Linked DNA regions of Homo sapiens: region 1 is linked to region 2. Evidence: read pairs that join two places in POLR2A ChIA-PET (ENCODE). Cell type or tissue: Panc1. All regions are shown on one strand. Links, peaks and the distances in the headings refer to the core of each region. The heading gives the core; the rest is flanking DNA. Region 1 holds the start of RAB19 (RAB19, member RAS oncogene family). Region 2 holds the start of LOC124901758 (a long non-coding RNA gene).

Evidence for each region. Peaks named below come from ENCODE experiments on the same cell type or tissue, not always from the same donor. Only the 100,000 strongest peaks of a DNase experiment are listed, where the experiment ranks them.
Region 1: POLR2A ChIA-PET joins it to region 2 with 7 read pairs; 2 of 35 experiments call an interaction of 5 or more read pairs at or near these places.

Annotation. Positions count from the first base shown.
Region 1 is chr7:140,399,256-140,415,386 of GRCh38, forward strand. RAB19 (RAB19, member RAS oncogene family) reads left to right here and starts at 4,803. Exons shown (of 4, transcript NM_001008749.3): 1 at 4,803-4,962; 2 at 8,369-8,592; 3 at 12,619-12,802. The coding sequence starts at 8,392. LOC124901759 (a long non-coding RNA gene) reads right to left here and starts at 5,213. Exons shown (of 2, transcript XR_007060561.1): 1 at 4,930-5,213; 2 at 2,328-3,567. RefSeq lists enhancers at 4,376-4,877, 4,878-5,377. In Panc1, for the core only: no CTCF peak of the experiment used is centred there; no DNase peak of the experiment used is centred there; H3K4me3 peaks cover 446 bases; H3K27ac peaks cover 406 bases.
Region 2 is chr7:140,306,096-140,322,226 of GRCh38, forward strand. It overlaps LOC124901758 (a long non-coding RNA gene), which reads right to left and starts at 11,147. Exons shown (of 2, transcript XR_007060560.1): 1 at 10,160-11,147. In Panc1, for the core only: no CTCF peak of the experiment used is centred there; a DNase peak (open chromatin) is centred at 10,336; H3K4me3 peaks cover 1,386 bases.

The DNA.
Region 1 (16,131 bases), core at 4,950-9,949, 91 kb after region 2:
GCCGCCCCCCATCCACCACCACCACCGCCGCCACCGTTTCTTAAATAAAGGGAAAAAATACAGACACTTGTTCGAATTTTAAAGAAAAAAAACTTCTCTTAATCCAGAAAATCTCCACAACAACCATTACATACCTGTTCTCAAGATAAACAATCACTAGTCTTCAAATAACAGAACTTGACAACACCTTTTGTCAAACATAGTTCCTCCTTACTTAATAGTAGTAATTGGGGAGACCACTCATGTTGGCTTTATCCAGAAGCAAAACAAACTTCGCATAACTTTTTGTTGTTGTTGTTCGTTTTTTAAACTTCGCATATCTTTTTGTTTGTTTGTTTTTTGTTTTTGAGACGGAGTCTTGCTCTGTTACCCAGGCTGGAGTGCAGTGGCGTGATCTCAGCTCACTGCAAGCTCCGCCTCCCGGGTTCAAGGGATTCTCCTGCCTCAGCCTCCCGAATAGCTGGGACTACAGGCGCCCGCCACCACGCCTGGCTAATTTTTTTGTATTTTTAGTAGAGACGGGGTTTCACCGTGTTAGCCAGGATGGTCTCGATCTCCTGACCTCGTGATCTGCCCTCCTTGGCCTCCCAAAGTTCTAGCATTACAGGTGTGAGCCACCGCAGCCGGCCAAAGTTCGCATATCTTTATAGCAGGAGGTAGTTTTACAAATTGGAGCAAGGCGCCCATACCCACTAATTTAGTCTCTTACCCTCATGTAGGAACTGGAAGATACAGGCACTAACTCACGTCTGAATTTCAAAAAGATGACCCCCAAGTCCTTGAGGATACATTTCTGAGTTGTGATACTGGCAAGAGGCTCATTTCGCCGTTATAAAGATTTGTGTACATTCGAAAAGGACAGAGAAAGAAATTTTGAAGGAACAGAGAGAAGGCTGAGAAGTCTCTTTATTTTCAGCAGAGGAATTAAGCCTGTTATTTTTCATTTTTATTTGCCCTTATACAGTGGTAGTTTTGTTTCTAGCCCTTATACAGTGGTAGTTTTGTCTCTAGGCATCCAAGGAGAAATATGATGTCAGGGTGAGCAAAAATAAATGAGCCAAATATGTTACTTTTATTTTTAAAAATATATTGTGAATCGTTTATTTTTCAGCCTAAAAAAGGTAGCAAATTCTGACACATACTACAACATAGACGAACCTTCAAAAACATTATGCTAAGTGAAATAAGTCAGACATAAAAGGACCAGTACAGTACAGTTCCACTTATATGAGGTAGCCAGAGTAGTGAAATTCATAGAGTCAGAAAGTAGCATGGTGGTTGCCCATGGCTGGAGGGAAGGGGAAATGAGAAATTGTTGTTTAATGGCTATGGAGTTTCCGTTTGGGATGCCAAAAAAGTCCTGGAGATGGATGGTGATGTTGGTTGCACAACAATGTATTTAATGCCATTGAATTGTACACTTAAAAACGGTTAAAATGGTAAATATATATACATAGAGTGAAATACATAGTTTTTTGTGTTATATTTACATATGGGTGTATACATATATATGTGTGTGTGTATACTTCAAGTATATAACCTGTGTCACCACCACTCAGGGCTAGAATGCCTTCTTAGCCATGTGGTGGTGTGTATCTTTAATCCCAGCTACTAGGGAGGTTGAGGTAGGAGGATCACTTCAGCCGCACCTTTGGAGGCTGCAGTGAGCTATGATCGTACCACTGTGCTCCAGCCTGGGTGACAGAGGGAGACCCAGTCTCTTAAAAAAGAAAAAACAGTGTATATATACACACACATTTATACATATGAATGCCTTCTTTCCTGTAGCCCAAGCTATGCTCTTTGTATTTATAGTGACCTTGGTGGAGAGGGTTGGGTGGTAGACAGAGGTAAGATCTCTCTCCCCTTGACTTCCAAAACCATCAGGATATTTAAATATTTGTAACATTTGTTTTCTACCTGTAGATGTTCTCCAAGTGCTCAGTGGGTCTGAGTCAGGTGACTTTTTTTTTAAACAGTAACCACCCCAGGTGCGGTGGCTCACCCCTATAATCCCAGCACTTTGGAAGGCCGAGGCAAGTGGATCACCTGAGGTCAGGAGTTCCAGACCAGCCTGGCCAACATAGTGAAACCCCATCTCTACTAAAAATACAAAAATTAGCTGGACGTGGTGGCGGGTGCCTGTAATCCCAACTACTCGGGAGGCTGAGGCAGGAGAATCGCTTGAACCCGGGAGGTGGAGGTTGCAGTGAGCCAAGATCGCACCATTGCACTCGAGCCTGAGTGACAAAAGCTAAACCTTATCTCAGGAAAAAAAAAAAAAAAGTAACCATTACCAGAAGAAAGACAACATTTGGACACTGAACTTCATGACACTGACACCTAACAGGTTTTATTTCCTGATCACACATTTGGGGCGAATCTTTACCTACACTGGATTTCCACATTGTGCTGGTGGTTCTCACCCTGCAGCAATATTTGGCAGAGTCTTTTGTTTTCTTGCTATACCTGCCAGTGTTGAGTTTATCTCACTCAGAAGAGAGTATCCTGAAAATGGATATGTAACTGGAATTTTGGGTAAGACAAATATTTTCAAATTTATCTGAAGACATCATAGAAGTAATGTTCTTGGACAGTGAATAAATTGCCCTGTATTTCAGTGCTTCTCAAACGTTGCGGACCCCAGCCTACAGTTAAAAAGACATTTCAGGCCAGGCACGGTGGCCCACGCCTGTTATCCCAGCACCTTGGGAGGCTGATGTGGGAGGATTGCTTGATCCCAGGAGTTCGAGACCAGTCTGGGTAACAAAGTGAGGCCCTGGCTCTACAAAAAAATGAAATAAATAGCTGGGCATGATGGTGCACACCTGTAGTCCCAGATATACAGGAGGCTAAGGCAGGAAGATTGCTTGAGCCCAGGAGGTTGAGGCCGCAGTGAGCCATGACGGTGCCACTGCACTTCAGCCTGGGAGACAAAGTGAGACCCTGTCTCAAAAAAAACATTTTTTTTTTACATCACCCTGTAAAATATGCATGTGTACAACTGACCCAAACATTTTGCAAAACAGTAGTCACTGTTACTACACAAGATACATTCTGAAGTTGTTTCTTAATCCCTTCTTGTGAAAATGCTGGTTGCAACCCACAAAGGTTGATTTCATGACTCATTTATAGGTCTCAGCCCACAGTTTGGAAACAGGACACCGATGTAAATATTTTATCCAACAGGGTGTCTCTGTTTCAATTTTGCTTATTGTGTCTATAATGCCATTTAACTGCCTACATATCACATCCTATGTAGTGGAGAAAATCTGGTCCCTGTGATAGACATTGGGAGGCAGTTACTGTTCTAGACTCTGGGGAAAAAATAGTAAGGAAAATTCACCTCAGCTTTATGCTTCTACTGCCAGCATCTGGGACTGATAAACTTGAGGTTTTCTGGACGTCAACCTTTGCTCTATGGTAGAATTTTTGAGGGAGTGAGGCAGACATTTTCTTTTCAGCTTTTTCTTCTCATATACCTTCAAAGTTCTTTTAGTTTTGTTTTTGCTTCCTTCTCTTTGCATCATCTCCTTTCTCTGACTCCTCACAAAGAGATATTCAGATCTACAAAACAAAGACTTAAATTACTTACAATCTGGCCAGGTACGGTGGTTTCATGCCTTGTAATCCCAGCACTTCGGGAAGCCAAGGCAGGAGGATCACTTGAGCCCAGGAGTTTCTTCTCTTTTTTTCTTTTTTTTTTTGAGACGGAGTCTCACTCTGTCACCCAGGCTGGAGTGCAGTGGCGCGACCTTGGCTCACTGCAACCTCCACCTCGCAGGCTCAAGCGATTCTCCTGCCAGAGTAGCTGGGATTATAGGCTCACCACCAGACCCGGGTAATTTTTGTATTTTTAGTAGAGATGGGGTTTTGCCATGTTGGCCAGGCTGGTCTCGAACTCCTGACCTCAGGTGATCTGCCCACCTCAGCCTCCCAAAGTGCTGGGATCACAGGCATGAGCCACCATGCCTGGCCAAACCCAGGAGTGTCAAACCACCATGGGCAACATAGGGAGATCCCAGCTCTAAAAACAATAAATAGTGGGGCATGGTGGTGTATGACTGTAGTCCCAGCTACTTGGGAGGCTGAAGTGGGAGGCTTCCTTGAGCCTGGGATGTTGTGGCTGCAGTGAGCCATAATTATGCCTCTGCACTCCAGCCTGAGCCATAGAGCAAGACCCTGTCTCTAAAAAATATGTATATATAATAAAATAAATTACTTAAGATCTATATCCTCCTTTAGTTGGTGTTATCTCAACTAACAACCCTCAGGCCAGCTGTAGTCCCAGATATTCAGGAGGCTGAGGCAGGTGGATTGCTTGAGCCCGGGAGGTTGAGGCTGCAGTGAGCCATGAATGGTGCCACTGCACTTCAGCCTGGGTGACAGAGTGAGACCTTGTCTCCAAAAAAAAAAAAAAAATTTTTTTTTTACATCACCCAGTACAATATGCACATGTACAACTGACCCAAACATTTTGCAAAACAGTCGCTGTTACTACATGAGATACATTCTGAAATTGTTTCCTAACAAGGGACACCAGGACAAATTGAGAGCAAAGGACGCAAAAGCCCACAAGACAAGGTAAAGTAGAAGAAAGGAGCAGGGGCAGTGTCGTATGGGCCAGCACTGGTTTAATTCACTGGCTGTTCCTTCCTGTGAGGGCTTTCCGCTAGGCCGGCGAAGGCTGGTGAGAAAGCCGGCTCTGCGCCCTGCCCTGTGCTGGCCGCCCTCACCTGGCGCTTTGTACCCTGAGGCAGCTCCGGACTCAGGGCAGGTGGGAGGGATTGCACTTTCCTTTCACTTTCTCAGGACGCCAAACCCGACACCTGGGGCCAGAACTACACTTCCCACCAAGCAGCGAGGCAGGAGGAAGAAGGGGGCACTGGGGGGCTGAAAAGCAAACCCAGAAGAAAGCGAAAACATTACCTGCTGACCAGCAGAGGTGAGAGAGCGAGACAGGTAAGCGACAGGTGAACCAGGAAGGCGAAGGCTGCGGGATGCCGGCGGGAGGACATCATCGGGGTGGACGCTGCCTGTGCCTCCCAGCAAGGCTTGTAGGCTCAATGAAAGGGGGCTTTAGTGGAAACCCTGAGGACTCCTGAGGGTGGGGGGAGACATGGAAGTAAAGTCTCAGCTCAAGTTACAGTGATAAGACCAAGACACCGGAAGTGGAATGGCTGTCTTTAGTTGAAAAGTCAGACAGGAAAAAAGTGGTTTGATTGTGTCTGTTGTCTGCTGGATCATCTACCCATATGTGATTTCAGAGAGGTCCAAGAGAGGTATGGGATCCTTCTTCATCGCCTTAAAGCCCTGGGTTTTTGCATGCAGATTGGACATTTGAGTGCATTTTACCTTGTGTGATGAGACAGAGTGTCCTTGTCTATGACTTTAGAGAAAACCAAAGTAAAACGGAGAGGTGAAGAAGGATGTCACAAGGCAGGGGCAATTTGCAGCACATCAAATGTAATCATTAAGTGGGATCAGGTTTCAGTTACTTTTAGAGCAATTGGATGAGGAGTCCGAACACACTCTCAGGAAGAACAGTTAAAGAGGATGGGGATATTCTCCTTGGGGGAATATTCTTGCTGCTTCAAATATCTGATGGGCTGTCATGTGGAACAGGAATGTGATGTGTCTTGGCAGAGTAAGGATAGCACGGAGCTAGACAGATGGAAACCTCATGGAGGGAGGTGTCAATCCCACAGAAGTGAGAGCTGCCCAGTGCAAAATGGAAATTTTTCAGGAGGTAGTCAGTTCCTTGTGATCAGAGATATTTAAGCATAGGTGGACATTTAAGCCAGGGATGCTGATGGTGGGAGTAAGTTTCAGGTAGGTGACTTGGTCGATTGGTGTTTTCCAAACCTGGCTCATCATCAGAATCACCTGGGGAAGAGACAGAGCAAGAGGGGAGGGGAGGGGAGGGAAGAGAGACAGAGGTTTTTGGTTTTGTGTTTTTGTTTGTTTGTTTGTTTGTTTTTTGAAACGGAGTTTCGCTCTTGTTGCCCAGGCTGGACTGCAATGGTGCGATCTCGGCTCACTGCAACCTCTGCCCTCTGGGTTCAAGCCATTCTCCTGCCTTAGCCTCCCAAGTAGCTGGGATTACAGGTGCATGCCACCACGCCCGGCTAATTTTTTGTATTTTTAGTAGAGATGGGGTTTCACCATGTTGGCCAAGCTGATCTTGAACTCCTGACCTCAAGTGATCCGCCTGCCTCAGCCTCCCAAATTGCTTGGATTACAGGTGTGAGCCACTGCCCCTGGCCTATTTCTTATTATTTTAATAGAGATGGGCGGGGAGGGGGGGCGCAGGGCTCTCATTATATTGCCTAGACTACTTTCAACCTCCTGGCGTCAAGTGATCCTTCTGCCTCGGCCTGCCAAAGTGCTAGGATTACAGGCATGAGCGACTGCGGCCTGGCGCACTAAACATATTTTAAAGTTAAAAACACAAAACACAAAACCTGGCCCAGTGCAGTTTTGAGATCATACCACTGCACTCCAGCCTCGGTGACAGAGCGAGACTCTGTCTCAAAAAAAAAAAAAAAAAAAGAATACTAAGAAATAATTTTTAAAAGAACAAGGTAAAATATGTTTAGCAAGTCTGGGATGAGCTCCAAAAATATATTTTTTCAATGATATTCCCAGATAATTCTGATAATCAGTTAGTTTGTGAAACACTGTCATTAAAAACCTTTATTTTCCAGCCGGGCATGGTGGCTCATGCCTGTAATCCCAACACTTTGGGAGGTCAAGGCGGGCAGATCACCTGAGGTCAAGAGTTCCTAACCAGCCTGGCCAACATGGCAAAACCCTGTATCGACTAAAAATACAAAAATTAGCCAGGCGTGGTGGCAGGCACCTGTAATCCCAGCTACTTGGGAGGCTGAGGCAAGAGAATCGCTTGAACCCAGGAGGCGGAGGTTGCAGTGCAGTGAGCCAAGACCACACCATTGCATTCCAGCCTGGGCAAGAAGAGTGAAACTCTGTCTCAAAAAAAAAAAAAAAAAAAAAGGAAATATATATTTTTCAATGATACTCTCAGATAATTCTGATAATCAGTTAGTTTGTGAAACACTGTCATTAGAAACCTTAATTTTCTGGCGGCGCGTGATGGCTCAGGCCTGTAATCCCAGCACTTTGGGAGACTGAGGCAGGTAAATCACTTGAGGTCAGGCATTCGAGACCAGCCTGACCAACATGGTGAAACCCCGTCTCTACTAAAAATACAAAAATTACCTGGGTGTGGTAGTGCAGGTCTATAGTCCCAGCTACTCGGGAGGCTGAGGCAGGAGAATCGTTTGAACTGGAAGGCAGAGGTTGCAGTGAGCTGAGATCATGCCATTGCACTCCAGCCTGGGCGACACAGCGAGACTCTTTGTCTCAAAAAAAAAAGAAAAAAAAAAACCTTTGGTAAAATATGCCATAACCAGCCTTTGGTAAAATATGCCATAACATTATAGCCATGGTTTTAATTTTGAATATTCTCAAAATCCTAATTTCCTGGTCAAAAAAATTAGGCTCCAAACAGAACAAAAAGGTCATGTCACTCTTCCCCAAGCTGACTTACCAATCACCTCTTATCAGTCCTCGTTGCTAGCTACCTGGATGGTCAGTAGTTTTTTGTTTTTTGGGTGTTTTTTTTTTGAGGTGGAGTTTCGCTCTTGTTGCCCAGGCTGGAGTGCAAAGGCATGATCTCGGATCACTGCAACTTCCGCCTCCCGGATTCAAGTGATTCTCTGGCCTCAGCCTCCCGAATAGCTGAGATTATAGGCATGCGCCACCACACCCAGCTAACTTTGTATTTTTAGTAGAGATGGGGTTTCTCCACGTTGGTCAGGCTGGTCTCAAACTCCCAACCTCAGGTGATCCACCCACCTTGGCCTTCCGAAGAGCTGGGATTACAGGCATGAGCCATCGTGCACGGCCTGGATGGTCAGTCTTACAGCAGTTGGGAATCTTTCTCCCCAGGTGAAATTGACACTAGTGGGACCTCCAATGGCAGGTGAGTCACTGCTGTGGGCATTTCCTCTGCCATTCTCCTGCTCTCCGGGCACTCTGATGGAGCATGTGGCACCTCGTCTCCAGGCCTAGGATATATCACTGCTTTTATCTGATGGTGTTGACCGTCCACTGGACCCACCAGAGAATGGCAGTAGAACCTCTTTATTCCAAGAGCACCCCTAAAGTAAGATCAACACACGTAGGGCAGATGTCAGCTTATGGGGACAACTCCTCTGTGCCCGACTAGCATCATTAGCATCGTCCTCTCACAAGGATGTAGCACTGTGAAGGTAATGACCTCCCTTCGTCTTGTCTTGTACTGGATCCCCAGTTCCTGGTGCTGAATTCCATCCTTTCTTCCTAGTTCTGTTCTAGGTGGCAAGAACCATGCACTTCTCCAGCTCAGCCAGGGCAGCAGATGAGAACTTTGACTATTTGTTCAAGATTATCCTCATTGGGGATTCCAATGTGGGGAAGACGTGTGTGGTGCAGCATTTCAAGTCTGGAGTCTACACTGAGACACAGCAGAACACGATTGGAGTGGACTTTACCGTGCGTTCCCTTGATATTGACGGCAAAAAAGTGAAGGTCAGAGGGCACCGGGACGGGACTGGTTCCACCTTTTTTTTTTTTTTTTTTTTTTTTTTCCTTGAGACGGAGTCTCGCGCGATCTCGGCTCACTGCAAGCTCCGCCTCCCGGGTTCATGCCATTCTCCTGCCTCAGCCTCCAGCCTCAGCCTCCCAAGTAACAGGAACTACAGGCGCCCGCCACCACGCCCGGCAAATTTTTTTTTTTTTTATGTATTTTTAGTAGAGATGGGGTTTCATGGTGTTACCAGGATGGTTTCTATCTCCTGACCTCATGATCCACCCACCTCGGCCTCCCAGAGTGCTGGGTTACAGGTGTGAGCCACCGCGCCTGGCCAGTTCCACCTTTTTTAGCCAGAATTCCCAACAACAAAGCACATGTCTGAGCAATAAAAGATTTCAGTACAAAACATGAAATCATACAAATAGTGGAAGAAAACATGGGAGTATTTATTTTCTCATCATGGAATGGGAAAATCAGGCTTTAAATGAGACACGAACCCAGAAGCCAATAAGGAAAATACTGCTGAATCTAACTGTGAAGGTCAAATTTATACATTTCTCTAACTATATAAAGGTCAAATTTGCTTTTTTGGGGGGGTGGGGGAGTGTAGACAGGGCTTTTTGTTTTTGTTTTTGTTTTCTTGAGGCAGAGTCTCACTCCATCACCCAGGCTGGAGTGCAGGAGCACAGTTTCAGCTCACTGCAATCTCTGCCTCCTGGGCTCAAGCAATTCTCATGCCTCAGCATTCCAAGTAGCTGGATTTACAGGTGCACACCACCACACCGGGCTAAGTTTTGTATTTTTAGTAGAGATAGGGTTTCACTATGTTGGCCAGACTGGTCTCGAACTCCTGACCTCAAGTGATCCGCCCACCTCTACCTCCCAAAGTGCTGGGATTACAGATGTGAACCACCACACCCAGCCTGAGACAGGGTCTTGCTCTGTCACTCAGGCTGAAGTGCAGTGGCACAATCACAGCTCACTCCAGCCTCCATCTCCCCGACTCAAGCGATCCTCTCACCTCAGCCTCCTGAATAGCTGGGACCACAGGTGCACCCCACCATGCCCAACTCCTTTTTTAAATTTGTTGTAGAGACAGGATTTTCCTGTGTTGCTCAGGCCAGTCTCAAACTCCTGGGCTCAAACAATCCTCCCACTTCACCCTCCCAAAGTGCCGGGATTACAGGCGTGAGCCACCAAACCTGGCCTTAAAAGGTCAAATTTTCTAGTGGCCAGGCAAGGTGGCTCACACCTGTAATCCCAGCACTTCGGGAGGCCGAGGCGGGTGGATGACTTGAGGTCAGAAGTTCAAGACCAGCCTGGCCAACATGGTGAAACCCTGTCTCTACTAAAAATACAAAAATTATCCAGGCATGGTGGCGCGTGCCTGTAGTCCCAGTTACTTGGGAGGCTGAGGTACAAGAATCTCTCAAACCTGGGAGGCAGAGGTTACAGTGAGCCGAGATCATATCACTGCACTCCAGCCTAGGCGACAGAGTGAGACTCTGTCTCAAAAAAAGAAAGAGGTCAAATTTTCTGTGTACTCAAAAATGCCATAAACTGCCAGGCACGGTGGCTCATGCCTGTAATCCCAGCACTTTTGGAGGCCGAGGCAGGCGGATCACCCAAGGTCAGGAGTTCAAGACCAGCCTGGCCAACGGGGGGAAACCCCATCTCTACTAAAAATACAAAAAAATTAACCGGGCGTGGTGGCACATGCCTGTAATCCCAGCTGGTCAGGAGGCTTGAGGCATGAAAATTACTTGAACCCAGGAGGCAGAGGTTGCAGTGAGCTGAGATCACACCATTGCACTCCAGCCTGGGAGTCAGAGCAAGACTCTGTCTCAAAAAGATAAAATAGGCTGGGCGTGGTGGCTCACGCCTGTAATCCCAGCACTTTGGGAGGCCGAGGTGGGTGGATTACGAGGTCAGGAGATTGAGACCATCCTGGCTAACACGGTGAAACCCCGTCTCTACTAAAAATACAAAAAATCAGCCGGGCCTGGTGGCGGGTGCCTGTAGTCCCAGCTACTTGGGAGGCTGAGGCAGGAGAATGGCGTGAACCCGGGAGGCGGAGCTTGCACTGAGCCGAGATCATACCACTGCACTCCAGCCTGGGCAACAGAGCGAGACTCCGTCTCAAAAAAAAAAAAAAAAAAAAGATAATAAATAAAAATTTAAAAAATTAAAAAATACTTCAAAGAAATCAACAGAAAGGGCTAGATGAAGCAAGTAACAAAATCTCATTAATTATTGAATCTGGGTGATAGGTGTATGAGGTTCTTTTTTTATGTTTTTGAGACAGGGTCTCACTTTGTTGCCCAGATGGAGGGCAGTGGCGCATGATCTCAGCTCGCTATAGCCTCGACTTCCTGTGCTCAAGGAATCCTCCTGCCTCAGTCTCCCAAGTAGCTGGGACTACAGGCATGCGCCACCATGCCCAGCTAATTTTTGTATTTTTCTTTTTTTTTTTTTTTTTTTTTTTTGAGACGGAGTCTCGCCCTGTCACCCAGGCCGAACTGCGGACTGCAGTGGCGCAATCTCGGCTCACTGTAAGCTCCGCTTCCCGGGTTCACGCCATTCTCCTGCCTCAGCCTCCCGAGTAGCTGGGACTACAGGCGCCCGCCACGGCGCCCGGCTAATTTTTTGTATTTTTAGTAGAGACGGGGTTTCACCTTGTTAGCCAGGATGGTCTCGATCTCCTGACCTCATGATCCACCCGCCTCGGCCTCCCAAAGTGCTGGGATTACAGGCGTGAGCCACCGCGCCCGGCCTTTTTGTATTTTTCGTACAGATGGGGTTTCACCACATTGCCCAGGCTGGTCTCAAACCCCTGAGCTTAAGCGATCCGCCACCTCAGCCTCCCAAAGTGCTGGGATCACAGGCATGAGCCACTGCACCCAGCCTCATTTTTCTATTATCTCTAGCTTTGGTGTATGTTTGCAAACTTTCTCTAAAAAATAAATTTTATATAAATAGTATGAGAATATGAAGAAATTGCTACCCTCAGACACTGTGAGAGGCTGTGTGAATTGGTGCTGCCGCTTGGGTGGCTAATTTGGGAGGTATTATTGTGAGAACATTCCAAACATGAACAGCTTGAGTGTTCCTTTAAAATCAGAACAGTTCGGCCAGTATTATCACCTTTGCCAGTATTCAGATCCACGGGCAGACTCAAAAGATGAGCCCCCAAATCTGGACCAAGTGATGAGTCAGGAGAAAAGGCAAAGAACACAAGACCCCAGGATAAAATAGGCCCACCTCTCGGCCGGGCGCAGTGGCTCACGCCTGTAATCTCAGCACTTTGGGAGGCCGAGGCCAGCAGATCACAAGGTCAGGAGATCGAGACCATCCTGGCTAACACGGTGAAACCCCGTCTCTACTAAAAATACAAAAAAATTAGCTGGGCATGGTGGCGGGCGCCTGTAGTCCCAGCCACTCGGGAGGCTGAGGCAGGAGAATGGTGTGAACCTGGGAGGCGGAGCTTGCAGTAAGCTGAGATGGCGCCACTGCACGCCAGCCTGGGCGACAGAGCGAGACTCCATCTCAAAAAAAATAGGTCCATCTCTCTGACAGCAGCATCCCTTAAATCGGCTGTCCAAGCTTCTGGTTTCCCTGGGCCATGTTGGAAGAAGAATTGTCTTGGGCCACACAAATTACACTAACACTAATGATACCTGATGAGCTAAAAAAAAAAAAAATGCAGAAAAACTCATAATATTTTAAGAAAGTTTGAAAATTTGTGTTGGGCTGCATTCAAAGTTGTCCTGGGCCAAATGTGTCCCGTGGGTTGCGGGTTGGACAAGCTTGTCTTAGATGGTCGTTCCCCAACCAAGGAGGATATCCAAGTCATCCAGGGAGCAACTGAAAGAATAGATCCCTGGGTCCCACCCCAGATCTACTGGGTCTGAATATCTAGAAGTGAGACCCAGAAAACTGTGTTTTTAAGAAGATGTAGGTGAAGGAGTTCCCATTACCTGTGGGAACCCCTGATTTGGACTCTCCTTCCTGTCCTTCTCCAGATGCAGGTGTGGGACACAGCTGGCCAGGAGCGCTTCCGCACCATCACCCAAAGCTACTACCGCAGTGCCCACGCAGCCATCATCGCCTATGACCTCACCCGGCGGTCCACGTTCGAGTCCATCCCTCACTGGATTCATGAGATAGAGAAATATGGAGCTGCAAATGTGGTCATTATGCTGATTGGTATGGCATTTTTGAAGTTTTTAACTTTTGTTTACTCTCCTCTGAGGATGCTCAGCTTTCTGCATGTTTCTAATGACAGTGGAAAATGAAATCTTAAAAGTGTAAGTGATGCAGCCGGGCACAGTGGCTCACACCTGTAATCCCAGCACTTTGGGAGGCTGGGGCGGGCGGATCACGAGGTCAGGAGATCCAGACCATCCTGGCTGACACGGTGAAACCCCGTCTCTACTAAAAATACAAAAAAATTAGACAGGCGTAGTGGTGGGCGCCTGTAGTCCCAGCTACTCGGGAGGCTGAGGCAGGAGAATCGCTTGAACCCAGGAGGCAGAGGTTGCAGTGAGCCGAGATTGTGCCATTGCACTCCAGCCCGGGTGACAGAGCAACACTCCGTCGGGGGGAAAAAAAATGTGTAAGTGATGGATAGGGCCTCAGAAAGTGCCTTTAAGCTGGATGCCACCATGCCCAGCCCATTTTTTTTTTTTTAATTTTTTGTAAAGACGGGGTTTTGCCATGTTGCCCAGGCTGGTCTCGAACTCCTGGGCTGAAGTGATCCCCCTGCCTGGCCCTCCCAAAGTGCTGGGATTACAGGCATGAGCCATTGTGCCTGGCCCTTTATTTTTATTTTTGACATCTCTACTGCAGAGTGAACAGGTGAGTTTTGTTTTTTAATTTTTTATGGGTATCTAGTAGGTATATCTATTTATTGGGTACAGTGGGTTCTTAAAAAGAAAGAAGAGGCAATTTCTAAGTGTTTACCAATAATTTACATTAAAATACATAAACATAGATGGGGCGTGGTGGTTCATGCCTGTAATCCCAGCACTTTGGAGGGCGAGGCAGGTAAATTGCTTGAGCCCAGGGTTTCAAGACCAGCCTAAGCAACATGGCAAAACCTCATCTCTACAAAAAATAAAAAAAATTAGCTGAGCGTGGTGGTGCACACCTGCAGTCCCAGCTACTCAGGAGGCTGAGGTGGGAGGATTGCTTGAGCCCAGCAGGCAGAGGTTACAGTAAGCTGAGACTATACCATTGCACTCCATATGGGTATCCAGTTTTCCCAGCACCACTTATTGAAGAGACTGTCCTTTCGCCAACATATGTTCTTAGCACCTTTGTCGAAAATGACTTTACTGTAGATGTATAGATTTATTTCTGGATTCTGGATTCTGTTCCATTGGTCTATGTGTCTGTTTTTATCAGTACCACACTGTTTTGGTTACCATAGTTCTGTAGTATAATTTGAAGTCAGGCAATGTGATTCCTCTAGGTTGGTTCTTTTTGCTCAGGGTAGCTTTGACTATTCTGAGTCTTTCATGGTTCCATATAAATTTTAGGATAATCTTTTCTATTTCTGTGATGAATGTCTTTGGGCCAGGCACGGTGGTTCATGCCTGTAATCCCAGCACTTTGGGAAGCTGAGGCGGGAGGATAGCTTGAGACCATCCTGGTCAACATAGTGAGACTTCATCTCTACAAAAACTAAAACAAAACAAAATAGTGAGATGTGGTGGCACAGGCCTATAGTCCCAGCTACTTGAGAGGTTGGGGTGGGGGGAATCACTTGAGCCTGGGAATTTGAGGCTGCAGTGAGCTGTGATCATACCACTGCATTCCAGCCTGGGTGAGAAAGCAAAACCTGGTCTCTTAAAAAATAAATAAATAAATAATAAAAGGCAACTGTTATGTCCTAGTAGAGCAAAGATGGGAGAGCTGTGCCATGGCATACAAACGGCCGGGGTGGACAGGTAGATGCAGCCCATGCCCTCCAGGGACAAAAGGAAACCCAGCAATGGTGGCTCCCAGAGAAAGGCGGAATGCACGCATCTCACTTGGGAATGAAGCAGTTCTAAGCTACATGCGGTTTCCCCAGGAATGTGGACCAGATCCACCTTTGTATTAAGGTCATGCATCTCGAGGACACAGTGGAGGCAGTTCTTCCTCAGGGCTGAGTGGGAAGCTGCCCAACCTCAGATGCCTCCCTCTGTGCTACCTTCTCTCTTTTTTTGAGACGGAGTCTTACTCTGTTGCCTAGGCTGGAGTGCAGTGGCATGACCTCGACTCACTGCAATCTCTGCCTCTCGGGTTCAAGCAATTCTCCTGCCTCAGCCTCCCAAGTAGCTGGGATTACAGGCTCCCGCCACCACACTCAGCTAATTTTTATTTTAGTAGAGACAGGATTTCACCATGTTGGCCAGGCTGATCTCGAACTCCCGACCTCAGATGATCTGCCTACCTCAGCCTCCCAAAGTGCTGGGATTACAGGCATGAGCCACCACCCCCGGCCCCTCTGTGCTATCTCTGAAGGCAGCGACCTGTCTCCAGCCCACAGGATCCCAGCTGCCTCTCCCCCAGCCAGCTCCGTCTTTAATCACTCTGTGAAACAGATGCATCAGAGAAGGGTGACAGATGCCAGGATGTTGCAGGATTTCCAGGAATCTCAGAATGTTTGCTTGGTATTTATACCCTAGTCTGTCTTTCATAACAAGCATCTCTGCCTCACTTCTTCCTTGGTTCTAGAAATGCCCCCAAAGATGATTTGGAGTGTCCTAGTCTCCCAGTTTATAAGGTGTCCATGCCAGAGGGCTGACACAGCAGCCTTCCTGTTTTCTGTTCGTGGCCTCCCTGCCTGAATCCAGAAAAATTCGTGTTGTCCCTCACGGAAGTGTCCCGGCACACATTGCCTCATACACGTGCTTCTTTCTGTCTCAGAAGTTTATCCCCAGCTCCTTGAAGCCACTTTATCAGCACAGGAATGACCCCGGTGTCAGGGGTTGATTGCATGTTGATTTATACAGCTGTTCCTCCTCTAGCTGGCTACAGGGGGCCCAGCTCCTCCTAATGTCCCCATGTAAAACCCTCAGAGGCCCCCATTTCCCTTAGAATGATGTACATATTCCTGAACATGGTTCACAAGGTACTTCAGGTCCCAGCCCTGCTTTCTTCTGGGGGTGTCTGGCTTCCCATCTTTCTCCTACCCTCACTCCATCAGACCTGACCTCTTTTTTTTTCTTTTCTTTTCTTTTCTTTTTTTTTTTGAGACAGGGTCTTGCTCTGTCGCCCAGGCTGGAGTGCAGTAGTGCAATCTCGGCTCACTGCAACCTCCACCACCCGGGTTCAAGTGATTCTCCTGTCTCAGCCTCCCAAGCAGCTGGGATTACAGGCACCTGCCATCACGCCCAGCTAATTTTTGTGTTTTTAGTAGAGACAGGGTTTCACCATGTTGGCCAGACTGGTCTCAAACTCCTGACCTCAAGTGATCCACACACCTCGCCTCCCAAAGTGCTGGGATTGCAGGGAGCCAACCTTTTTTGTAGGTTATCCTGGATGCT
Region 2 (16,131 bases), core at 7,275-12,274:
AGTGGCTTATACCTGTAATCCTGGCACTTTGGGAGGCTGAGGCAGGCAGACCACTTGAGGTCAGGAGTTTGAGATCAGCCTGGCCAACATGGTGAAACCCCGTCTCTACTAAAAATGCAAAAATTAGTCGGGCATGGTGGCAGGTGCCTGTAGTCCCAGCCACTCAGGGGGCTGAGGCAGGAGAATTGGTTGAACCCACAAAGCAGAGGCTGCAGTGGGCCGAGATGATGCCACTGCACTCCAGCCTGGGTGACAGAGTGAGACTCCATCTCAACAACAAAAAAAAGATTGTAGATTAACAAGCAAATGTTTGCTTAATACTGTAAGTTAACATAAGGCACATGGGTTAGGTTGGCTAGAGTCCTGACTACAGCAGCCATCCAAGACCATCATCTGGGTTCAGAGCATGGATCTAAAAGAAGCAAGAAGCCCTCATCTGGATGTCGGTTGGCCTGAAGGAGCCTGGGGGCCTCTGATCTCCTGCAAGTCACGGCCACGCTTTCCTTCACTTAGCAGCTGGCCTCCACAGAGATGTCAGCAATTCGTAGGAACGGTTGTTCCCTTTATCCTTTGAGAAAAGGGACATGCAAAATAAGCCAAACATTTTCTAGTGTGAACAGACTGAGGTGCTACTTTTAAAAAGAAACAGGGAGCAACCGAAAAGTCCAATGGAAAACAGAAAATAACCAAGAGGTCAGAAACTAACACCAGAGAAGAAAGTAGCAATGATTTAAATGTGCGCATTAACAGTTCACAGGAATGGAACAGAGTTTCCATACGCTGAAAGGTGAGTCTCTTTTCCATCTCCACCGAGAGCACAACTTCAAAGGAACAGACTCAAATTGTCGGAAGGGCTAAAAAGAACAACTTTGACTTGTTAGGGATATCAGACTCTGATCCAAACTAACAAAGGAAATAATGTGCTCGCCTTGGAAAATCTTTTTTTTTAAATGGATAGCTTAAAAAAAAAAAGTGCGCCTGGCTGTATTGTGGGCTAGGGGCGGGTTCTGGCTGGACATTAGGGGTAGAGTCTCTGGTGTCTTTCAATCGGTTATAAAAAGCTCCTAGGCCCTCAGTCCAGTCTTTTCTAGAAGTACAATTAATTATATTGCATTAAATATTGCCTGCGGTAAGTGGGCCATCAATGAAGCTGAGTCTTTCTGTTATTTCTGTTTCCGTGCTTTGAAGACAAGTGTCCTCTCACAGAGCTCTTTGTAAACAGACTTTCTGCCAATTGAATAGAGTAGATTAATTGCACTATAGGAGGAGGGAGAACTTGCAATGTAAAGTGATTCTATGGTACGCTTTACTGTAAAAATGAGAGTCTATTGTAAATGTGGGTTTTTGAAAAGCAAAATGGAAGAGCCCAGGCCAGGTAAAAGAATGAATTCCCATCGCACATAGGATAGAGAAGCAGGGCAGCCGGCAGGTGCCGCATGCACATAAAGCTGTTAGCACCATGCCTAGCCCTGAGGACTCAAGCAACCCATGGAAGCTCCTGAAATACTATCAGCCTGTTTGGATACTGTTATCCTCCTATTCTCCCACGTCTACATAAGCACCAGCAATGACGGAGGATTAAGATTTCATCTAGTGCTCATCAATCTCTTAAATCTCTGTTCAGGAACTGACAGTGGTTCAAATCCCAGCTCTCAGCCGGGCACGGTGGCTCATGCCTGTCATCCGAGCACTTTGGGAGGCCGAGGCGGGTGGATCCCTTGAGGCCAGGAGTTTGAGACTAGCCTGGCCAACATGGTGAAACCCTGTCTCTACTAAAAATACAAAAATTAGCTGGGTGCGGTGGTGGGCACCTGTAATCCCAGCCACTCAGGAGGCTGAGGCAGGAGAATCACTTGAACCCAGGAGGCAGAGGTTGCAGTGGGCCAAGATCATGCCATTGCACTCCAGCCTGGTCGACAAAAGCAAAACTCCGTCTCAAAAAAACAAAAAAACAAAACAAAACAAAACAAAAAAAACCCGCCCTCCTCTCTCTCCACTTAGGTCAAGCCAACCTTCTCCCTAACCTCTGCAAAACTTCAGCTCCTCCCTGCTCTTGCCTTTTTCCGCACTCCTGGGAGCAAAGAGATGAAAACAGATGGTTGCAAATGACTCCTATGGACTGGAGCTGAAATGTAGGTTGAAGGTAACAGTGGAGAGAGTACAGGCAAACAAAGCCCAAAGTCCAGCTCCTTCTCCTCAGCTTTCTGCTCCCTCCAACTTTCCTCTGGAAAGTTCTCAACAGTAAACAGCTCACACAGTTCGGGAAGTTTGAGGGGCTTGCACTTTTTCCATGAAACTCTTCAAACAATCATATGAAAATATATTGCAATTATTAGACATCTGGTTTACCCAAATAATATTATATACAAGTACCATTTAATACAGAAGTCGGATTTTACTGCTTTTGGTGAAAGGCCAGAGTGAGATTAAAGAGCAAAGAACAGCACAATGTAACCTGAAGTTAGAGTCAGAGTGAATAACATTGCAAAGGAACTTTCAAAGGAGGAATTATTTCTGGGTCAATTTAACTGTAGAGTCTAAAATAACTTTAGCCGCCAGCTCAGAAGATAAAGTCTAAACGGACATGTCTGTGTCAAAGAGTAAGAAACTAGCTTTTTCTGAAACATTTCTTTCTTTCTTTTTTTTTTCTGAGACGGAGTCTTGCTCTGTCACCCAGGCTGGAGTGCAGTGGCACGATGTCGGCTCACTGCAACCTCCGCCTCCTGGGTTCAAGCAATTCTCTGCCTCAGCCTCCCGAGTAGCTGGCATTACAGGCACCTGCCACCACGCCCGGCTAGTTTTTGTATTTTTAGTAGAGACGGGGTTTCACCATCTTGGCCAGGCTGGTCTTGGACTCCTGACCTCGTGATCCACCAGCCTTGGCCTCCCAAAGTGCTAGGATTACAGGCGTGAGCCACTGCACCTGGCCTGAAACATTTCTCAAGTGAATACACATTAGAATTATCCCCCAAACCTTTCTAGTGAAAAGGGTTGATCGATTGGAAGGGTCTAGATGTGTCACTCCTCAGTCCAAACTGCTGAGTGGGAAATGGGTTCCAGAAAAGGCTTGTCTCCGTTTGGAAAACATAAAGTTGGCCAGCGAATGATGCATTAAGGTCAAGTCTAATCACTGTAAATGTTGTGTCCTCTGCAGCCCGCCTATGAGGCAGCTGGGGCTTCAGCTCTCTGAATTTACAGTCTAAGAATCTGTCTCTGCTTATCCTGCCTTCTGCCCTTTTGTAGGTTAAATGTGTCCCCCAAAAAGATATATTGACTCTTAACCCCAACTACCTGTAAAGGTGACCTTATTTGGAAATAGGATCTTTGCAGATATAATCAAGTTTAAACGAGGTCATACTTAATTAGAGTGGGCCCTACTCCACTATGACTGGGGTCCTTATAAGATCAGGAAACAGAGACAGAGATACACACAACACAGAGGGAAGACAATGTGAAGAGATCTAGGGAGAATGTCCCGTGATGACGGAGGCAGAGATTGAAGCGGTGCATCTACAAGCAACAGACCACCCAGGATTGTTGGTGACACCAGAAGCTGGAAGAGGCGAGGAAGGATTCCCCACTGGAGTCTTCAGAAGGAGGCCAGCCCAACAGAGACCTTGACTGCAGACCTCTAGCCTCCAGAACTGTGACAGAAGAAATCACTGTTTTTTGTTGGCCGCAGCGGCTCATGTCTATAATCCCAGCACTTTGGGAGGCTGAGGCAGTGGATCACCTGAGGTCAGGAGTTCAAGACTAGCCTGGCCAACATGGTGAAACCCCGTCTCTACTAAATATACAAAAATTAGCCAGGCATGTTGGCACACACCTGTAATCCCAGCTGCTTGGGAGGTTGAGGCAGGAGAATCACTTGAACCCAGGAGGCAGAGATTGCAGTGAGCCAACATCATGCCACTGCACTCCAGCCTGAGCAACAGAGCAAGACTTGGTCTCCAAAAAAAAAAAAAGGAAAAGAAATTGCTGTTGTTTTAAGCTCCCCAGGTTGTGGTCACTTTTACACAGCCCTAGCAAAGTCACACATCCCCAGATGGCTTTGTCCTCTCCTCTCCTTCCGGTAATCCCTCCCTGCCCTCGTCCACAGAAATGCAGGTTCACAGAAACACAGGTGTGTCAGTCCACAGCCACAGACCTCCACACACAGCTCCCCAAATGCACACACACACACACACAAATACACATTTTATGTGTAACTACGGAACTGCAGATTACAGATGCTTTCATTCTGTCTCTTTTTTTTAACTTTTATTATGGAAAAAAAATTAACATTCACAAAAATAGAGTGGCGTAATGAACACCCATGTGCCCATCCCCAGCTTTTATGAAGAATTTTGCCCATTGTATTTCATCTAGCCCCCAGCCAAGGTCACTTTGCATGGGGCAGTATGTGGAGCATTTTAAAGCAAACAACACACCATGCCAGGTCATCTGTAAAGCTTTAGTGTAAACAACTTCAGGCGCATTTTTTCGGTCACCTCTGAGGAGTATTTTATTACTGAAGTAAAAGGAATGAATAGAGTTTTATATCTGGGTCCTCTTTCAGTTCTTTTACAGTTCAGTGATTTTTGTCTGCTTGCTTTGTTTTCTCTTTTTTACAATTTTTTATTTAGTGGTTTTAAATATATTCACACAGTTGTGCAACCATCACCACAATCTAATTTTAGAACATTTTCATCACCCCCAAAAGAAACCCTGTACCCATCAGCAGTCACTCCTCATTTCCCTCCTCCCCAACACTCCAGCCTCAGACAACCACTAATCTGCTTTCTGTCTCAATAGATTTGCTTATTTGGAACATTTCATATAAAGGGAATCATACAATATCTAGTCTTTTGTAACTGGCTTCTTTTTTCACTTAGCAAAATGTTTCAAGGTGGGTTTATGCTAAAGTATGTATCAGCACTTTAATCCTTTTCATGGCTGAGTAATATTTTATTGCATGGATATGCCACATATTATTTATCCATTTATCAGTTGATGGACATTTGGGTTGTTTCCATCGTTTGGCTATTATGAATAATCCCACAATGAACACTCATGTACAAGTGTTTGTGTGGACATATGTTTTCATTTCTCTTGTGTACATGCCTAAGAGTAGAATTTTTTTGAACATAACTCTAGGGTTTTTGTTTTGTTGAGACAGGATCTTACTTTGTTGCCCAGGCTGAAGTGCAGTGGTATGAACATGGCTCACTGCAGCCTTGACCTCCTGGGCTCAAGTGATCCTCCTGCCTCAGCCTCCCATGTAGCTGGGACCACAGGTGTGTACCAACATGCCTGGCTAACTTTTGTATTTTTTGTAGAGACAGGGTTTTGCCATGTTGCTCAGGCTTACTCTCAAACTCCCGGGCTCAAGCAATCTGTCCACCTTGGCCTCCCAAAGTGCTGGGACCACAGGCGTGAGCCACCATGCCCAGCCTTGTAACTCTATGTTTAACTTTTTTTTTTTTTTTTTTTGAGATGGAGTCTTACTCTGTTGCCCAGGCTGGAGTGCAGTGGAGCAATCTCATCTCACTGCAACCCCCATCTCTCACTGCAACCCCCACCTCCCAAAGTGCTGGGCTTACAGATGTAAGCCACCACACTAGCCATGTTTAACATTTTGAGGAACCACCAAACTGTTTTCCAAAGTGGCTATAACACTTTACTATTCTACCAGCAATGTATGAAAATTCTAATTTCTCCATAAATTCACTATACTTGTTATTCTCCATCTTTTTTATTATAGCCAACCTGGTGGGTGTAAAGTGATATCTCATTGTGGTTTTTATTTGTATTTCCCTACTGACTAATGATGTTGAGCTTTTTTAATGTGCTTATTGACCATTTGTAAATCTTCTTTGGAGAAATGTGTCTTCAGATCCTTTGCCTGTTTTTCAACTGGGTCATGTCTTTTTGTTGTTGTTGAGTTGTAAAAGATCTTTATATAGTCTGGACGGAAGTCCCTTATTGGGTATATGATTTGCAAATATTTTCTCCCATCTGTGAGCTGTCTTTTCCTTTCTTCCTGGTGTCTTGTGAAACACAAAAGTTTTCTACTGGATAAAGTCCAGTGTATCTGTTTTTTCTTTTGTTGCTTGTGCTTTTGGTGTGGATCTGAGAAACCATTGCCTGACTCAATATCACAAAGATTTAGTCCTATGTTTTCTTCAAAGTGTTTTCTAGTTTTAGCTCTTACATTTAGATGTATGATCCACTTTGAGTAATTTTTTAATATATGGTGTGAGGTAGGGATCCAAACTCATTCTTTTGCATTTGTATTTAGATATTACATTTTGATCCTGTTTCTTTTTGACTTGTTCTATGATATTGTACCTGTTTTCCATAAACCACCTTTTATTTATTTATTTAGACACAGGGGTCTCACTATGTTGCCCAGGCTGGACTCAAACTCCTGGGCTCAAGCGATCCTCTGGCCTCAACCTCCAGAGTAGCTGGAACTACAGACACACACGATCATGCTCAGTTCCACAAATCACCTTTTACATGTCTTTGATGAGACTACACCAAGAGTGATAAAAAAGAAAACCCTAAATGGAGAAACAGTCCACATGAGGAAGTGGTTAGCCCTTCTTTCATTGCCTGTAATCTGTAACTCATTTCTCCAATTTTAGTTTTTTCCCCTTTTCTTATAATATTTTACAATGCAATTTAGCACCTGTTTGATTCAGTCAGTGGTAACTGTACCAATTAGTCCTGACCTAACCTTCAGCTATTCTGTTCTATCCCATTTCTATCTATCTATCTATCTATCTATCTATCTATCTATCTATCTATCCATCCCTCTATCTATCTATTTAGAGTTGAAGTCTCACACAGTCACACAGGCTGGAGTGCAGTGGTACAATCATAGCTCACTGTAGCCTTGAATTCCTGGCCTCCAGTGATCCTCCTGCCTCAGCCTCCTGAGTCTCTGGGATTACAAGCATGAGCCATCAATTTAAAACTTCAATTTGACAAAGACTATGAGCACCAACAATGTGTCTGTTGGTCCTGGGTAAATCAGAGGTGAAAAGACAAGTGCCCCACCCTCAGACTATCACAGCCAAGATGGAGAGAGGTCTGGCATGTAAACAAATAATGAGGGAGTATGAACATAAGAGGGAAGGAGTGATTGTGTGAGGGGGCTGGAAAACCTCATGAAGGGAGGGGATTGGGGCAAAGGCTCAGAGCAGGGCCCAGGCAGGGACCAATGTCTGATGCCAGCTGGGTGAGGCCCTTGTCAATCTGGATACCAGATGCCCCATCTAGAGGAGGCAGTTTCCACTCATCCCCAGCAGATCATATCACTGTAGGTGGACCCAGGAACGTCAAGATAAGTTGAAAAAAATTCTGAGCCAGGCGTGGTGGCTCATGCCTGCAATCCCAGCATTTTGGGATGCCGAGGTGGGTGGATCACCTGAGGTCAGGAGTTCAAGACCAACCTGGCCAACATGGTAAAACCCTGTCTCTACTAAAAATACAAAAATTAGCTGGGTGTGATGGTAGGTGCCTGTAGTCCCAGCTACTCAGGAGGCTGAGGCAGGAGAATCGCTTGAACCCAGGAAGCAGAGGTTGCACTGAACTGAGATCATGCCACTGTACTCCAGCCTGGACAACAGAGCAAGATTCCATCTCAAAAAAAAAAAAAAAAAAAAAAAAAAAAAAGGAAGGAGTTGAAAAAAAGATCTAATTTTTGTGTGGAATTCCTCATTTTTGAAAGTTGTTAATTAATTTGAATTTTAAAACTCTATAGTGGGTTCCCCAAATGTTGCATAAAATTACTATACAATGCAGCAATTCCACTCCCGGGTATACTCCCCCAGAGAAATGAATACAGGGATTCAAACAGATATTTGTAGGCCAATGTTCACTGCAACCCGAAGTGGAAACAATCCAAGTGTCTATCAACAGAGGAACTGATAAATAATATGTGATATATTCATACAATGCAATATTCACCCATTAAAAAAAAGTTCAGTTCTAATGCATGCTACAACATGGACGAACCTTGGAAATCTTATGCTAAGTAAAATAAACCAGCCACAAAAGGACAAATATTATATGATTGCACTACGTGAAATACCTAGAATAGGCAAATTCATACAGACAGAAAGTAGATAAGAGATTACCAAGGGCTGGGGCAGGGAGGTGGGTGGAGGTGCCTAGGAGTTCTTGCTTAATGGTACAGTTTCTGCTTGGGGTGATGAAAACGTTTTGGAAACAGTGGGTGATGTTTGCACAACATTGCAAAAGTAACTAATGCCACTACATTGTACACTTAATAATGGTTAACATGGGGGCTGGGCGCGGTGGCTCATGCCTGTAATCCCAGCACTTTGGGAGGCCGAGGTGGGCACATCATGAGGTCAGGAGATCGCCAGAGGAGTTGAGTCCTGAGCAACTGCAGAGAGGGAGCCTGCTCCTAGGACTTCGTACAAATTCCAAATGGGATATATGGAGTTCTAGGGAAGGCATGTAAATTCAGTAAAACTCATTCCGACTTTAATTAAACAGCCCAGAGCACAGGTCCTATTAGTGGTGGGCTGGTTTCATCTCTTATGTGAAAGAGGTTTACTGAAAAAAGAGCAGCGTGATAGAAATCAAACACAGATCAGGGGGCTCAGCCTGACTGTGCTAACCAAGTCTGTGCCCTTTGGAATCTACGCTGAATGATGATCTCGCTGTGCCTCAGCGTCCTTGCTTCTCAATGGGGCGAAGTCTCTGTCCTATCCAGTTCATGGGATGGCTCTGATGAGAAAAATGAAAGCGATTTCCAAACATTTCACATCTAAGTGCCCCGAATTGTCCCAGGGCTGTGAATTTTACCTATCCTCTGTGCTTTACAACGTTACATAACATGTTTGAAATAAGTGGGTCGTCCACCGGGGTTTGGAATTCACTGTGATCTGGAGACCTGGTCGTATTTATTGTAAGTTTTGACTCCTGAACAAAAAGTGAAACATTATTCGCACTCAAGCTCCTCCTGTGTTCTATCCTTACGCAGGACATCATCCACACAGCACCCCATTCTTCATCTTGCATTGCTCTTTTTGGAAATAAGTATATTTGGATGTTTTGTTACTAAAGCTGCATTCTCCCCGCAGCATGCGTGCTCTGCAGCAACAGGGAAGGGAAAACAGGAACGCTCTGAAGCAGTACATTCCTGCACACCCACACAGAGCCATGGCTTCCTAGACAAGTCCCCGAACCTAGATGTCTGCAGTGTCCTGGCACGCTGCTGGTAAGTGACAGACACAGGCAGGGCTGCAAGGCTAGGAGCTCCCTCTGTGAGGGAGGAACAAGGACACTTCACAGCTTTCACTTGAGTGGATCCAAGAGAATGTTTTGTGAAAGTGGCAAAAGAGGTAAAACGGCTTTTTCGCTGCAGAAGTAAAGTGGGACACCCAGCGAGAGCCTTGCTGAGGGAAACCATGCAGCCTGTGGCCTGGCTCTGGCTGACCAGATGAAGAATGATCCCTTTCTAAGCCTATTATGGCACTAGGATGGTTTTTCAACCCATGATTGTGTTGCGGGTCAAAGCAGGGTAGCTGTGATGAGCCCCAGGCCTGGACCCACACTAGGGAGTTCAGTGTTGAGGGCAGCGGGCCACCCCCTCCCATCATGGCCAGCAATCGGTTGTGGACCAGCCAAGAGGCACGGGGGCACCTGGCCGAAAAATTATCCCCAGAGGCAAACATTTAACAGCTGTGATGTCTTAAATAAATATCATTCTTGCTGAGCAAGGGAAGAAAGAAAAGAATAAACAGAAAAGAGTGGGAGAAAGAAAGAGAACAGAATGCAGATTAGATTTAAGAGGGGCAGATACGATGATGAGGGGTGGTGTCTAGATCAGTGCAGGAGCACTGAGTAGCTCGCTGGGGCTAAGCGGGCCCCACCATCAGACCCGTCCCTAGAGCTGGCAGTGAAGATTCCCCTCTTCTCTAAACGTGCCTAGGGCTTAACGCAGAGGGGAGCCGGGAGTCCTTCAAGAAGCCACGAAGGCTTCACCCTGGCACAGACCCAGAGCAGGCACCCTTTCCTCACTGGCAGCATCCCCTGCAACATCGGCCTCCCCTCTGCTAGGCAGCCCATAGGGCCCAGGGAGGGCACAGAACCGAGCCATGGAGGAAGGGTGATGAGGAGAGGGAGCTGCCTGACTCACCCCGTCCTCAGTCACTTGGATCACGGGTGGGCAGGCCTGCAGATGATGAATCACTGAGAGCTGTGAACGCTATTCTGAGCTCTGCCAAGAACACGAGTGCTCTTGTTGGCACCCTGGCACCCTTCACAGTTTCTCTCCTTCCTTGTCTGGCTGCCAGGAGACATGCATTGTAGGAACTGGGTATCTGAGAGGTTTTTTTTTTAGCCCAACACAGAAACCATCTAACTCTTTCTATTCTTCCTGCTTCTTAACCAGTTCTTGGAAGTCACTGATTGGAAACCGGAACTGAAAGCCACCTCCTTCCCAGCCTAGCTGAGACAGCCTTGCTGAGAAGCCATTCCAGGGCAGGGCAGACCTTATGGAATTTACCAAATGAATCACCTGGCTACGTGTTTGGCTATGTGTCTGAAAGTACCCAGGAATTATGTCAGTTAAGTTCTAGATTCTATAAGGAAAAATCAGACCGGCACCTAGAGCTCTGTAACTGCACAACACATGAGTTAATTTCTCAATCTATCTGGTTCCCATACAGTCTATGAGAACTTTTATCCACTTTCATCTTTCATCCATAGAAAGAGTTAAATGCTGTACAGACTAAATCAAACCCACCACATGCTGCTGGGCTCAGCTACCAGGAATTTAAATAAGAACCTGCCTGTGTGACATTCTCACGCTCCTGTGTATTAAATTGCAAGGGGATCCACAGGGGAAAGTAAGCTGTCCTTCACCTTCTCACTGTCTTGTGTCACAAGCCCTTGGGAATGGGTATTTGGAAAAGCAAAGGTCATGCCTGTATGCTTCAGGAAGATGAGGAGAGTATACGTTCCATTCACAAACATATACTGAATATGAAGAAGGCATTTTGAGGGTTACAGAGATGGAAGCACCTCAAGGAGATTAAATCTAGTAGGAGAGATAAGAAGTGTACACAGATCATTTTAAATAACCACCAGCCAGGCGCGGTGGCTCACGCCTGTAATCCCAGCACTTTGGGAGGCCAAGGTAGGAGGAACACTTGAGGTCAGGAGTTCAAGACTAGCCTGACCAACATGGCGAAACCCCATCTCTACTAAAAATATGAAAATTAGCTGGGCGTGGTGGCGTGTGCCTGTAGTCCCAGCTACTGTGGAGGCTGAGGCAGGAGAATCACTTGAACCCGGGAGGTGGAGGTTGCAGTGAGCTGAGATCATGCTCCAGCCTGGGTGGTAGAGTGAGACTCTGTCTCAAAAAAATAAAATAAAATAAATAAGCACTGAGTCCTATGTGATATGAAAAAGAATTAACTGGTTTGGTGAAAGGCAGGATTCACAAACTGTGCCTTGAAGAATAAGCACAATTTCCACCAGGGAAGACAGAGATGATACCAAAGGTGCAGAGAACTGCCCCATTTTTCTACAAGGATGTGGGGAGATAAAATCAGAGCAGTACATGGGGTTTAGACATGCAGTGCCTTAAATGACAGGCTTAGGAGCTTGGGCTTGATCCAGTGGGTGTGGAGAACCCACAAGGTGACAGGGGTGATCCAATCAGAGCTTCCAGAAGCTTGGTCTGGCAGCTGTGGCAAGATGACTTGAAAGGAACGGAAACCAGAGATAGGGAACCAGCGTCGTAGTTCAGATGGGAACTAATAAAGGCCTGATGAGGGAAGTAACAATGAGATAGAAAAAGACACTTGTGTGTATAATGTTACGGAGATAATTAAACAGAGGCCAAATATTCACCAAATGTGAAGAAATGAAAGAAGAAGAGAAAGGCATCAAAATGATTCTGAAATACTCAAAACCACTAGAGGTGGATGTGTTTTTTCAACTGGAAAAAATGATTTGTAGCCAAATTGATGGAGAAGATTACAGTGCCATCAACAGGCATATGGACCTCAAGAGGAGAAAAAATCGGGGGATGGTTCTCCCTTGTGAGGGTGAGAGGCCATGGAGATGACCAGAACACGGTCGAAAATGCATACAAGCGTGATCAGGGCTGGAGAGAAGGATCCGGGAGTCACCCATGCAGCAGTCACAGTGGGAAGCATGGGACACAGCAAAGAAAAGCGTTCCAAAGGCAGAACTAACCAAACAAAGACCTACACTGACAGAATGGAGGAAACAGAAACAACATGGGGGAAAGCAAAAAAAACGAGCATTTATGGAGTCTCAACCGTATGCTTGTGGTAAGACATTTGCCTATGTTATCCGCAAAGTATTTCTTCCATTTTACAGATAAGAAAACCGAATCTAGTCTACTCCATCAAACAACCCAAATTCCAGAAATCCAAGAGTCATTCTCTGCAAATCCATCTCCCTCACCTCTCAGTCAATTGCAACACACCTTGTTAATACTACCTTCTAATCTTTCTTGACTCGATTCCCTTCTTCCAGCCTTACTTTAGAGCCTTCCTTTAGGTCCTCAGGTGTCCCCTGCTTAGTCAATAGCTTCCTCTCTCCAGGTCTCTCGCATCATGGTCTTACCCATTACCACTCCATCTCCTCTACCACCAAGGGTTCCAACACACAAATCAGTTCTCACAACACCTTCAGAAGCTAGCAAGGGCCTTGGTGAGGTGGCTCTCACTCTCTGGGATCACCTCAACCACTCACTTGCAGGCACCCCATACTCTGGCCTCACAGACCTATCTGTGGCTCACAGAATACAGCTACCTTCCCATCGCTGCACATGTTCCCTGTTTTTCAAGACTATCTCCTACTGTTTTTTAAGAGCAATTCAGGCATCATATCCTCGAGGTGTTCAGACCTTCTCAGGGGCCTGTTTTCTGTACCCTTCACTGCTTTGGCCATACCCCCATCATAGCTCTTACCACACTACAACTTAATCTATATGATTAAATTCAATTTAATCTCACTCTATCTAACACTCAATATTTTCTGGTGAAATTAACGAACGAATCAATTCAAATCCAAGTCTGATTCTGAGGTTCTCATTCTTTCCACTACACAGAGCAGAAAGAGAAACAGGATGGTGCAAGATGACAAAAAGGCAAGAGGCCATTCACAAAACACTCACAGCTAACATCATACTTAATGGTGAAAGACTAGATGCTTTCCTCCTAAAATCAGGAGCAAGACAGGGATGTCTGCTCTCACCACTTCTGTACAACACTGAACTGAAGATTCTAACCAGGGAAATTGGGCAAGAAAAAGATAAGGCACCCAGAGAAAAAGAAGTTAAACTATCTCTATTCCCAGATGACATGATCCTATATCTAAAAACATCCTAAGGAATCCACAGAATTATTAGAACAAATAAGTTCAGCAAGATTGCGGGATACAGATCAATATACAAAGCTCAATTGTATATCTCTATATACTAGTGTTGAACAGCCCAAAATGAAGGTAAGAAAATAATTCCACTTACAATAAAATTTAAAAGAAAAAAATGGCTGGGCACAGTGGCTCATGCCTATAATCCCAGGACTTTGGGAGGTCGAGGCGGGTGGATCACCTGAGGTCACGAGTTTGAGACCAGCCTGGCCAACATGGTGAAACCCCGTCTCTACCAAAAACACAAAAATTAGATGGGCGTGGTGGTGGGCGCCTGTAATCCCAGCTACTCAGGAGGTTGAGGCAGGAGAATCGTTTGAACTTGGGAGGCAGAAGTTGCAGTGAGCCAAGATCACTCCATTGCGCTCCAGCCTGGGCAACGGGAGCGAACTCTGTCTCAAAAAAAAAAAAAAAAGAAAGAAAAAAATACAAAATACATTTAACAGAATAAGTAACAAGACTTGTGCACCAAAAACTATAAAACATCACTGAAAGAAATTAAAGGCATAAATAAATAAAAAGGCATCCCATATTCATGGATTGGAAGGTTTAATATGGTTAAGATGACAATACTCCTCAAATTGATCTACAGACTCAACACAACCCCTATCAAAATCCCAGCTGTCTTGTTTTGTAGAAATTGACAAGCTAATTCTAAAATTCATATGGAAATGCAAGGGACTCAGACTCACCAAAGCGATTTTGAAAATTAAGAACAAAGTTAGAGGACTCACACTTGCTGATTTTAAAACTTACTACAGGCGAGGCATGATGACTCATGCCTGTAATCCCAGCACTTTGAGAGGCTGAGGTGGGTGGATCATTTGAGGTCAGGAGTTAGAGACCAGCCTGGCCAACATGGTGAAACTTCGTCTCTACTGAAAAAATAAAAAATTCAAACTTAGCCAGGTGTGGTGGTGGGTGCCTATAATCCCAGCTACTCGGGAGGCTGAGGCTGAGGCAGAAAAATCACTTGAACCCAGGAGGCAAAAGTTGCAATTAGCCAACAATGCACCACTGCACTCCAGCCTGGGCAGCAAGACCCTGTCTCAAAAAAAAAACTTACTACAAAGCTACAGTAATTAAGACAGAACGGTATTGACATAAAGACAGACATACAGATCAATCTGATAAAATTGAGAGTCCAGAAATAAACCTTTACATTCATGGTCAATTGATATTAAACAAAGATGCCAAAACATTTCAATGGAGGTGAAAGTAATCTTTTCAACAAATGATGCTGGGCAACTGGATATTCACATGTAAAAAAATGAATGTGCCTCCTACTTCATACCATATGCAAAAAATAACACAAAATGGATCATACGCCTGAAAGTAAGGGCTAGAACTATGAAACTCTTAGAAGGAAACATAGGAATAAGTCTTTGTAACCCTGGATTAGGCCAAGATATCTGATATATGACACCAAACCCAAAAGTGACAAAAGGAAAAATAAACTGGACTTCATCAATATTATTTTTTTGTGTGTTTCAAAGGACACCAGTAAGAGGCCGGGCTCACGCCTGTAATCCCAGCACTTTGGGAGGCTGAGGCGGACGGATCACGAGGTCAGGAGATTGAGACCATCCTGGCTAACACGGTGAAACCTTATCTCTACTAAAAAAAAATACAAAAAATTAGCCAGGCGTGGTGGCCGGCGCCTGTAGTCCCAGCTACTCGGGAGGCTGAGGCAGGAGAATGGCGTGAACCCGGGAGGCGGAGCTTGCAGTGAGCCGAGATCGCGCCACTGCACTCCAGCCTGGGCGACAGAGCGAGACTTCGTCTCAAAAAAAAAAAAAAAAGGACACCGGTAAAAAAGTGAAAAGACAGTCCACAGAATGGAAGAAAATTTTGCAAATGCTACATCTGATAAGGGAGTTACATCCAAAACATTAATACATAAAGAACTCTTACAACTCAACAATAAAAGGACAAATAATCTAATTAAAAAATAAAAAAAGACGGCAAGGTACGGTGGCTCATGACTGTAATCCCAGCACTTCGGGAGGCCGAGGCGGGCAGATCACCTGAGGTCAGGAGTTCGAGTTCAGCCTGGCCAACATGGTAAAACCCCATCTCTACTAAAAATACAAAAAAAATTAGCCAGGCATGGTTGTGGTGCCTGTAATCCCAGCTACTCGAGAGGCTGAGGAACGAGAATCATTTGAACCTGGGAGGCAAAGGTTGCAATGAGCCAAGATCGCACCACTGCACTCCAGCCTGGGCAGCAGAGTGAGTCTCTGTCTCAAAAAAAAAAAAGAGCAAAGAAGGTATTTCACCAAAAAGATATTCCAATGGCCAATAAGCACATGAAAAGATGCTCAGCATCATTATCATTAGAGAAATGCAAATCAAAACCACAATAACACACCACTTCAAATTATTAGGATTATTAAAATTTTTAAAAGATAAGCAATAACAAGCGTCAGTGAAAACACAGAGAACCTGGAAGCTTCACAGACTGCCGATGGGATTGTAAAATGATGCAGCCACTTTGGAAAACAGTTTGATGGTTCCTCAAAATGTTAAACATAGAATCACCATGCGATGCAGCAATGCCCCAAAACTAGGTATTTACCCAGGAGAATTTAAAACACGTTCACATCAAAACTTGTACATGAATGCTCACAGAAGCAATATTCAAAATAGCCAAAAAGGGGAAACACAAATGTCCATCAACCGATGAATGAATGAACA